2 separate regions of the Homo sapiens genome follow, and region 2 is linked to region 1. A link is a contact called in ENCODE Hi-C or POLR2A ChIA-PET data. All regions are on one chromosome and are shown on one strand. Each heading gives the region's core, a stretch centred on a gene start or an enhancer-like site at or near the end of the contact. The rest is flanking DNA. Distances are from core to core; before and after follow the strand shown.

The links. Hi-C counts contacts between places; a loop is a spot of excess contacts on that map. ChIA-PET counts read pairs that join two places held with the same protein, here RNA polymerase II (POLR2A). Pooled maps may share reads with other maps.
Region 2: a loop to region 1 is called in a pooled map, with 2.7 times the contacts of the local background. The contact joins two enhancer-like sites. A Hi-C loop is called at or near these places in 1 of 168 maps with a recorded cell type or tissue (aorta), 1 of 37 single-sample maps with no recorded cell type and 5 of 50 pooled maps. POLR2A ChIA-PET finds 5 or more read pairs at or near these places in 8 of 52 experiments (AG04449, CD4-positive, alpha-beta T cell, OCI-LY7 and 5 more).

Annotation. Positions count from the first base shown.
Region 1 is chr7:77,830,944-77,836,165 of GRCh38, forward strand. All of the region lies in intron 1 of PHTF2 (putative homeodomain transcription factor 2), which reads left to right. Among named protein-coding and RNA genes, the nearest start is that of PHTF2, 35 kb to the left of the region's middle. RefSeq lists a silencer at 1-10 and an enhancer at 3,974-4,474. Within about 2 kb of position 3,413, at least 9 of the 41 ENCODE cell types and tissues checked have a DNase peak (open chromatin) inside an H3K27ac peak, as active enhancers do.
Region 2 is chr7:77,885,892-77,890,957 of GRCh38, forward strand. The region is part of intron 2 of PHTF2 (putative homeodomain transcription factor 2); the gene reads left to right. Among named protein-coding and RNA genes, the nearest start is that of PHTF2, 90 kb to the left of the region's middle. Within about 2 kb of position 1,885, at least 2 of the 41 ENCODE cell types and tissues checked have a DNase peak (open chromatin) inside an H3K27ac peak, as active enhancers do.

The DNA of each region.
Region 1 (5,222 bases), core at 2,163-4,662:
ATAACAAAACATTACTAGAGAGCTTCTTTGTAAAGGGGGAAGACCCAATGATGAGACAGCAGAAGACTCTTAAGACTGCCAACAAAAAGAAAGCTGCATTTAAAAGAAAACACCAAGAGTCCCACTTAAATTATGGGTTCATTGCAACAGGTGATTCACATTCTCTAGGCCTGCTTTGTGTATGTGGTGACTGGCTATCCAACAAGCCATGAAACCTTCAAAAGTGCTTTGTCACGTGGAGACCACTTATCCTGCATTGAAAGACAAGGCTTTGGAGTTTTTCAAAAGAAAAAAACGTGAACATGAAGAACAGAAGCAATTATGGAAGGCCACCACTTCATCAAGTGTGTCTGCACTGAGAGTATTATTCTTAGCGGCTAAAGCATTGCTAAAGCTAAGAAGCCGTTTACTATTGGTGAAGAGTTGATCCTGCCTGCTTGCTGTTAAGGACATTTGTTACGAACTTTTAGGAGAGGCTGCAGTTCAGAAGGTGGCACATGTTCTTTTTTCAGCTAGTACCATAACTAGATTATTTGATGAAATAGAGGATATTGAGGCACAATTGTTAGGATTAATGAGTCACCATGGTGTGTAATCCAGGTTGACAAGTCTACTGACGTTGACAACAAGGCAGTAATGCTTGTTTTTGTGTGATACACTTCTCAGGAGGACGTGCATGAGGGTATGTTATGTGCCCTTTTGTTGCCAACCAATACCACAGCTGTAGAACTGATTTGGTAATTTTGTGTTGGTATATGCATGAACAGAGCACGGCTGCCATGACTGGACAGCTTTCTGGTTTCACTACTTGGGTCAAAGAGGTTGCTTCTGAATGCGAGTCTACGCACTGTGTCATCCGTAGAGAAATGCTGGCTAGGCACAAAATGTCACCGAAACTTAACCAACATTTTGCAGGATGTGATTAAAATTATCCACATTAAAGTACGTGCCCTTAGTTTATGTCTGTCTGTGCAGCTCTGTGAGGAAATGGATGCAGAGCACACACAGCTTCTCTTATATGCAGAAGTAAGATGGCTTTCTAAGGTAGATCACTGGCCAGAGGTTTTGAGTTACAAGGTCTCTCCAGAGATTTTTTTTTTTTTTTTAGAAAAATAGTTATCACTGGTAGCACATTTCAGTGATGCAGAATGGGTCACAAAACTTGCTTACTTGTGTGACATATTCAACCTGCTCAAAGAACTCAGCTTGTCACTTCAGGGGAGAATGACAAATGTGTTCGAGTCAGTAGATAAAGTGGCTGCATTCAAAGCCAAACTGGAATTGAGTGAACATTGAGGGATTTTTTTTGACATGCTTCAAACATTAACAGAGATTTTTAAAGAGACTCAGCCAGGACCTTCTTTCTCCCAGCTGGTGCATGATCACCTATCTCAGCTTTCAAAAGAGTTTGAGCATTACTTCCCAACCACAGAAGACCCCCGAACTGGGAAGTAATGGATCCACAAGCTGTTTGTGAATAAGCCAGCTGTATCGACTTTGTCCGTGCTAGAAGAGGATCAACTGCTTAAGGTCACAAATGATGGTGGCCTTAAAAGTATGTTTGAGACAACTTCAAATCTCCATACATTCTGGATTAAAGTCAAGGCGGACTATCCTGAGATTGCCACAAAACACTGAAAAGTCTGTTTCCATTTCTAACATCGTATCTTTGTGAAGCAGGGTTTTCTGTAGTATAGTTAACAGCAACCAAAATGAGATTATGGAATAGACTGGACATAAACAATACACTTTGGGTGTCACTGTCTTCCATCATCCCCAGATGGGACCATCTAGTTGCAGGAAAACAAGCTCAGGGCTCCCACTGATTCTATGTTATGGTGAGTTGTATAATTATTTCATTATATATTATAATGTAATAATAATAGAAATAAAGTATACAATAAATGTAATGCTCTCGAATCATCCCAAAACCATCCCCCCTACCCTGGCCATGGAAAAATTGTCTTCCACAAAACCAGTCCCTGGTGCTAAAAAAGGTTGGGGACTGCTGCAAGTAAGAGATAGATAATAACTAATAATAAAATAGGACAATCGTAACAGTATACTCTAATGAAAAGTTATGGAATTTGGTCTCTGTCTCCAAATATTTTACTGTACTGCAGTTACTGCAGTAACTGAAATGTGGAAAGCAAAGCCTTGGATAAAGGGAGTGCTACTCTAAGGGGAACACAGAACAGGATGAGAAATATTAAATGGAAGAATTTGGGAGAAACTTATGGAGAAAGTGGAATTTTGGAAGTCTTGTCAAAATCTTCCTTGTTTTAGAAAGAGAAGTGTTAATTTTGGCACAGAGGTAGAAAAATGTTGAAAGTATGGGATGGTTGAAACAAGACATATGAGAAGATGATGAGCAATAATGTTGGACAATTAAGGTCAGATTGTAGAGAGTCTAAATACTTGTGGATTTTATTTTGTAAGCAGCAGAGAATGATACAAGGTTGTTGGAATGGAATAATAATATGAGAGTCTGAGGAGATTTATAAAAACTACCTTTAAAAAATTAAAAGCTCTTTAGGGCCAAGCGCAGTGGCTCACACCTGTAATCCCAGCACTTGGGGAGGCTGAGGTAAGAAGATTGCTGAAGACAGCAGTTCAAGACCAGCCTGGGCAGCATAATGAGACTCCATCTCTCTCTACAAAAGATTTAAAAAATAGCCTAGTTTGGTGGCATGCAACTTTTTGTGTGATATACTTCTCAGCAGGATGTGCATGAGGATATGTTATGTGCCCTTTTGTTGCTGAGTCTAGCTACTTGGGAAGCTAAGGCAGGACAGTCACCTGAGCCCAGGAGTTTGATGTTACAGTGAGCTATGATCAAGCCACTGCACTTCAGTCTGGGTGACAGTGAGACCCTATCTCTAAAAATAAATTAAATAAGATATTTTTTATTTAGTTTAACAGTTTCTACTATGTTAAATTCCATATATGTAACACTAATTTAAGTAGTAATATTAATGTTTTTGGGTGTGTTAGAATTCAGAGAAACTTCTGTACATTATTGGAATTGGTGACCTGAAAGGAAGAAGCTGGAGCAAAATTAATACAATTAGAGGGTTTATTTGAATCAAGCTTGAGGATTGCAACTGGGAGCACAGATTTGAGTTGCTCTGAATATACCCTCTGATTAGCAGCAGTTAAAAGTGCATTTTTCCAGCCTGGACAACATAGCCAGACCTCGTGTCTGCTAAAATTAAAAAAAATTAGCCAGGCATCATGGTACATGCCTATAGTCACAGCTATTTTGGGGGCTGAGGCAGAAGGATCACTTGAGCTGGGAAGTCGAAGCTGCCGTGAGCCCTGATCGTGCCACTGCACTCCAGCCCGGGCAACTGAGTGAGACCTTGTCTCAAAAAAAAAAAAAAAAAAAAAAATTTTAAACGGAAGGAAGAAGCAGTTCCTGAGTTGTTTACTGAGAATTTATGTTAAAATAACATAAACTGTTGATTGGCTATACATTGTTCTTTGTATCACAAATTCCAGAAACATGAAGATAAATGAGTGAGGCAGCTAGTCAGGAAGAAAATGACTTTAAACAGTTGCCCCCAGGCTTGGGTGTAGGGGCTTGACTCAAGTCCTATACTCACGTGTCTGTGCTTGCCTACCTCACATGGCTCAGACTGCTCGGAGCTCTTTTTCTTTTCACACAATTGTTATTTAACCTTTATTGAGTTGTGGAATATCTGGCTAGATGGCACTTGGGGAAAACTGAGGTCCAGAGAACTCAGTAACTTATTCAAGAGCACACAGCTCTTAGTATCAGAACTTGGATCTAGAACCCAATTATCTTGATGCTTAGTCATTGCTTTTTATCTGCTGTACTTCCTGTACCATATATTACAGTGTACTGAGTACTTAGAGACAAAGAATGTTGCCACATTTTTTCCTTAAGAGTGTTTACATATGACCAAGTGACCTGTGTGGCCACATACTGCTTTACATTTCTATTTAAATTACAGATTTTTGAGCATATGTTGGTGCTAGAAGAGAGACATTAAGCTTCAGCATTTTTTAGTCCAAAGGAAAGCTGGCCGGGTGCGGTGGCTCATGCCTGTAATTCCAGCACTTTTGGAGGCCGAGGCGGGCGGATCACCTGAGGTCAGGAGTTCGAGACCAGCCTGGCCAACAGGGTGAAACCCTGTCTCTACTAAAAATACCAAAAATTAGCCAGGCGTGGTGGTGGGCGCCTGTAGTCCTAGCTACTGAGGAGGCTGAGACAGGAGAATTGCTTGAACCTGGGAGGCGGAGGTTGCAGTGAGCCGAGATCACACCATTGCACTCCAGCCTGGGCAACAAGAGCAAAACTCCGTCTCAAAAAAAAAAAAAACAAGAAAAAAAAAAGAAAGCTTCATCTTGGAGGAAGTAGGATTTGAGCTGATTTAGAAGGATGTATGAGTGGAGAAAAGAATGGAATAGGAATAATAATAACACACGCAAAGTGTCAGGGGTGGAAATACATTGTTTTCTGAGCCTAGTGAGAGTCATGCCAGAACAGACAAATTTGTTTCAGAATAATGAGAGATGTACATGGTAACATTTATGTAGTATTTGATAGAATTTCTGTAACATGGGGATTGGTTAAAAATCTGACAATGTGGGAGACCATATTTGTACAAAGAATACTCATAGGCATTATTATACTGTTGACCCTTGAACAATTGGGGTTAGGGATACTGACCCCTGTGCTGTGGAAAATTTGGCTGTAACTTTTGAATCCCCCAAAATTTAACTACTAATAGCCTACTGTTGACAGGAAGTCTTACTAATAACATAAACAGATAACACATATTTTATATGTTATATGTTTATATACTGTATAATTACAATAAAGTAAGCTAGAGAAAAAGTGTTATTAAATTGTAAAGAAGAGAAAATAGGCCGGGCACAGTGGCTCACACCTGTAATACCAGCACTTTGGGAGGCTGAGACGGGAGGATCACCTGAGGTCCGGAGTTTGAGACCAACCTGACCAACATGGAGAAACCCTGTCTCTACTAAAATTACAAATTAGCCGGGTGTAGTGGCGCATTCCTGTATTCCCAGCTACTCGGGAGGTTGAGGCAGGAGAATCGCTTGAACCCTGGAGGCAGAGGTTGCGGTGAGCTGAGATCACGCCATTGCACTCCAGCCTGGGTAACAAGAGCGAAAACTCCATCTCAAAAAAAAAAAAAAAAAAAGAAGAGGAAGAAGAAGAGAAAATACAT
Region 2 (5,066 bases), core at 635-3,134, 53 kb after region 1:
GTTTGTGAGAATTAATAGCTTGCTTTTCAGAGTTTCTTAAATGAGATTCAGAGAAAAGAAACTAAACATGGTGGTAGGAAAAATTAGGGCTTTGACATACAGTATTATGATGTATCTGTTCATTAGTTAAGGAAACTAGGTGCTTTAAATATGTTTGCAAATCTGGGTCTCTTTTTGCCTTGCTTATTTTTATTTGAGAATTCTTAATCTTTTATCTAAGCACTCAGTCTAATTAAACTATTGATAACTACCTTTTTGAAGCAAGACACCTTGTCTTTGGCCTCTTGATACCTGAGCCACTGCTGTTCTGAATGTGATAACCTAGGGGTAATTAGATAGCCGAAGAGTAGCTTTTCAAATTGTTTTTCAAAGATACTTCTTTTCTAAAATTCCTAAGTGATACGTTTCTCATTTCACCATCTAATTATCTAGGTTTTAACATTTGTATTTTTGATACCATCATATTCATAAGAAAGTTGTTTCATAGGAGCCAGAGCTGACCTTGGCAGATACCTAGACAAAGGCAGTCTTTTTCTCTACCTACCAATCCTCCCGTTTCTTTACGCTTTTCTTTCCTTCCCAGTTTTCCCTTCCTCCATTTCCCCCTTTCCCTTTTCTTCCTGTTTCCCATTTTGTTTGTCTCAGTGTATAGAAACATATAAAATTAGAGTAATGGTAGGAGGAGGTACATGATTCTCTATAAAGTTCCTATTCAGTGATAGTAACTTTACTAGTTACTATGGAATATATTAGTTTCTAAGATAGCTAGTTCAAATTACTTTGGAATCCAATAGACCTGGGTTCGAATCCTGGTTTATAAAAGTAGTACATCTCCATTGTGGTGAGGGGCAGGGGAGGAAGTGATACAGTGGCTGGGCGCAGTGGCTCACACCCGTAATCCCAGCACTTTGGGAGGCTGAGGTGGGTGGATTGCTTGAGCCCAAGAGTTCAAGGCCACATAGGGAGCAACATAAGGAGCTGTCACCTCTACAAGACATAAAAATTTAGCTGAGCAAGGTGGGGGTGCACCTGTGGTCCCAGGTGCTCAGGAGGCTGAGGTGGGAGGATTGATTGAGCCTGGGAGATCAAGGTTGCAGTGAGCCAAGATCATGCTACTACACTCCAGTCTGGGTGACAGAGTGAGACCCTGTCTTTAAAAAAAAAAAAAAAAGTGATACAGTAACAATGAATATAAGGCAGAAAGGAAAAGTGCTGTTGTCTTTGGTACTTCTCAGAGGTAATCATTATTAATGATTTTCATGTATCCTTCTAAATATCTGGTGTATATATTTACATATATTTAATATAGCATATTAGCTATGTTAATTTCAGTTTTTACAGCATGTATAAAGTGTTCATTTTCCTGTTAGAACAGTCTTCAGTAGGTCAGAAAGCATCTAAAGAATATTCATTTAGTTGAATTTTCATCTGTTTGATATTACTAAATTCCAGTATCTCAATTTCTTTTTTTTTTTCCTTTTGACTCTTACCCTTCTTACTGCTTTCAGGTTGCTGTTCCATAATTATTGTTGTTGTTTTTTTTTAAATCAGTTTTGACCTCTGTAATGGCTCAAACTTTAGATGAGAAAACATACTAGAAGTGGAGATGACAGAAAATGATGTTTGTATCTTAAGACTTCAGTCTTCTCAGGGAAGTAGTAACTGGCTAGACATTCTTCCAGGAATGGTGATGGTCACAGTAATTAGGAATTAAAGCTTGTGGGAAGAAAATCTTTAATTGACCTTGTTGTCATTAAGAAGAAGGAGTTATTCTAAGGCATTGGTATAGGATTGCCAGACATGTTACCAAAGATACAGGATGAGTTTGTAGATGACAAAGTGCTTGGTCATCTGGAACCAGGAATGGAAAAGCTGACTGTAGGTCAGCTCTGGGAATGAGTGCACCAGAGGCTTAAGCTATTCAGGGCGTCTCTGGGAGTAATAACAAGAACCTTGATAAAGTTGCTTACCATAGCCAAGCACCAGAGAAAGGACTTCACATTCTCACAATATACAAAACTATTGGCTACAGAATATAAATCAGGATTTCAGAGTCTCCTCTTACATGATGGAACAATGTTTTTCCCTCCTTGAAACAGATCATTACTTATGAAGAATATGGTTGGATATCTATACCATTACTTGTACGTTAATTACCTTGGTATATCTCTCTCTGTGTATCTATCAACAAAACATTATTTGAGTATATATCCTTTCAAAATGTTAGGTACTTTTTTTTTTGAGACGGAGTTTCACTCTTGTAGCCCAGGCTGGAGTGCAATGGTGCATCTTGGCTTACCGCAACTTCCTCCTCCCGGGTTCAAGTGATTCTCCTGCCTCAGCCTCCCAAGTAGCTGGGATTACAGGCGTGCGCCACCACGCCCAGCTAATTTTTTGTATTTTTAGTAGAGACGGGGTTTCACCATGTTGGCCAGGCTGGTCTGAATGGTCTGACCTCAAGTGATCTACCCACCTCTGCATCCCAAAGTGCTGGGATTACGGGCATGAGCCGCTGCGCCCGGCCTAGAATGTTAGGTACTTTTAAAGAAACCTCTTTTCTGTGAACCTATGGATTATGTTGAATAGGCCCTTTTCTAAACACACAAACACTGGAGGCATTGGGGGAGGGAGGAGAAAAAGAACAGTTAGGAGGTATCAAAAATTTCGAAGTCGTCAAAATATTACATAGTATTTATTTCTCAATTGAAGACATACCATCTTATTAAAATCACTGTACCATTAGACAAATGTTACCACTGATCTTCTTTTAATCTTTTGTATGCCATTTTTAAAAAAGTAGTTATTTTCTTCCTGAGTTTTCTTTCACAGAGAACTATAATTGAACTTGGCCTTGCGATTTAATTTTATGTAGAAGAAATTTGTTAAAAACCACCTGTCAAACTTATGTGACTCAATCAAGTCTGCCAAGTCTCTCTGAGCAACAGACTGAGACCCTGTCTCAACAAATTAAAAAAAAAAATAAGAGGGATACAGTAACAATAATATAAAGCAGAAGGGGAAAGTGCATTATTCGTGTTTAGAGGTAAAATGGAAAATGTGTGTTAATGGAAATATCTGTTAGGGGTAAAATATAAATGTTGGAAATGGTTTGGGTATATTTGTGTGTTAGAGGTAAAATAGTTGGAAAACCTGTCCCGTTATTTTTTAACTTTGGTAGCACAGCTCTGCAAATTATTCTTTATCCATGACCCTAAGTCTTGAGAAGATGGTTATTCTCTTTCCTAGTCCTAAGTGTCACTTCTTTTCTTGCCCTATAATGATTGACAGTAGAATTATGTTTCATTCAGGGAAGAGCTTGACTCCAGCCACAGGGGGTCTGATCTACTATCCTGCCAGCTGGGAATAAAGTGAGACTAAAGGCTGGAAGAGATCTTTAGAATCCCTTCACTCTCACTTCTAGGATCTGGCTACCACTCTGATTTCATGATGCCACTGGTGTACTACACACATATCCCAAGAAACAAACAATTTCAGAGATAATTCAGTCTGAATTCATATGTAAGGGTAATTTGTTAAAGGCATACACGTTATTAAGCAAAACCCTGAACATCTCCTTCTGAGACACCTGCATTTAGGTTAACCAGCGTCCTCACAAAAAAACTACCTCTCCAAAAAAGTAGTCTGTTTGCTTAAGTAACTAAAATGTTCATTCTGGTAGTATTTTCTTTTTTTTTTTTTTTCCTTTTTTTTTTTTTTTGAGACGGAGTCTTGCTCTGTCACTAGGCTGGAGTGCAGTGGTGTGATCTCGGCTCACTGCAACCTCCACCTTCTAGGTTCAAGCAATTCCCCTGCCTCAGCCTCCTGAGTAGTGGGGACTACAGGTCTGCACGACTACGCCTGGCTAATTTTTTTTGTGTGTGTGTGTTTTAGTAGAGACAGGGTTTCACTGTGTTGGCCAGGATGGTCTCCATCTCCTGACTTCATGATCCGCCTGCCTCGGCCTCCCAAAGTGCTGGGATTACAGGCGTGAGCCACCATGCCTGGCCTATCTGGTAGTATTTCCAAAACAGAAGAAGTCTGCTGCAAAGGAGAACTGATTCCTGCACTTACAGACATTTAATTGCTGTAATTGAGAATGAAATTTATCTAGTTTAAAAAAATTAAGACGCGCCCCCCCCCACCACCATGAGACATTCTATTAACAGTAAAAGTTGCCCTTCCTCTCACCTATCAAATCTTTGAATAAATGTGTCTTTCCAGTAAAACAAATCATTTTATCCTGTGGCTTTTTTAATAGGAATGTCTATCCACCCACCTTTAGGATTGCATTCTGCTATTTACAGTGAAATATGTCAGCTTTCAAGAAGCATTTCCACTTTTACCTACTGCTTCACTGTGGAGTTTCTTAGGCTTTCTGTACCTTTCTAACCTCGGGCCTATTAAGTACCATGCTGGAGTTGCACTGAACCTAGTTATGCCAAGGATTGACATCCATTTCTGATTTGGTCTATCGAATAGGATTATTTTATTTTTCCTGATTTTAGGATTATAGGACATGTATCTACACATTCACTTTCTTGAGTCGCCTAGAAATAAAAATAGTTACTTTGTAGACAAGTTAGGCACCCTTTTGTGTATGAAAACAAAATACTGCCAAAATAGTTATTAAAACATATTGGTGCCTATTCTTTATTAGTTTTAATTATTATTTTACTAAAAAGTATGTGGTGCATTGAAATAGTTACACTTTTTTTTTTTTTTTTTTTTTTTTGAGATGGAGTCTTGCTCTGTCGCCCAGGCTGGAGTGCAGTGGCGCAATCTCGGCTCACCGCAAGCTCCGCCTCCCGGGTTCACGCCATTCTCCTGCCTCAGCCTCCCAAGTAACTGGGACTACAGATGCCCGCCACCACACCCAGCTAATTTTTTGTATTTTTAGTAGAGACGGGGTTTCACTGTGTTAGCTAGGATGGTCTCGATCTCCTGACCTTGTGATCTGCCTGCCTCGGCCTCCCAAAGTGCTGGGATTACAGGCGTGAGCCACCGCACCCGGCCTTTTTTTTTTTTTTTTTTTTTTGAGACAGCATCTCACTCTGTCACCCAGGCAG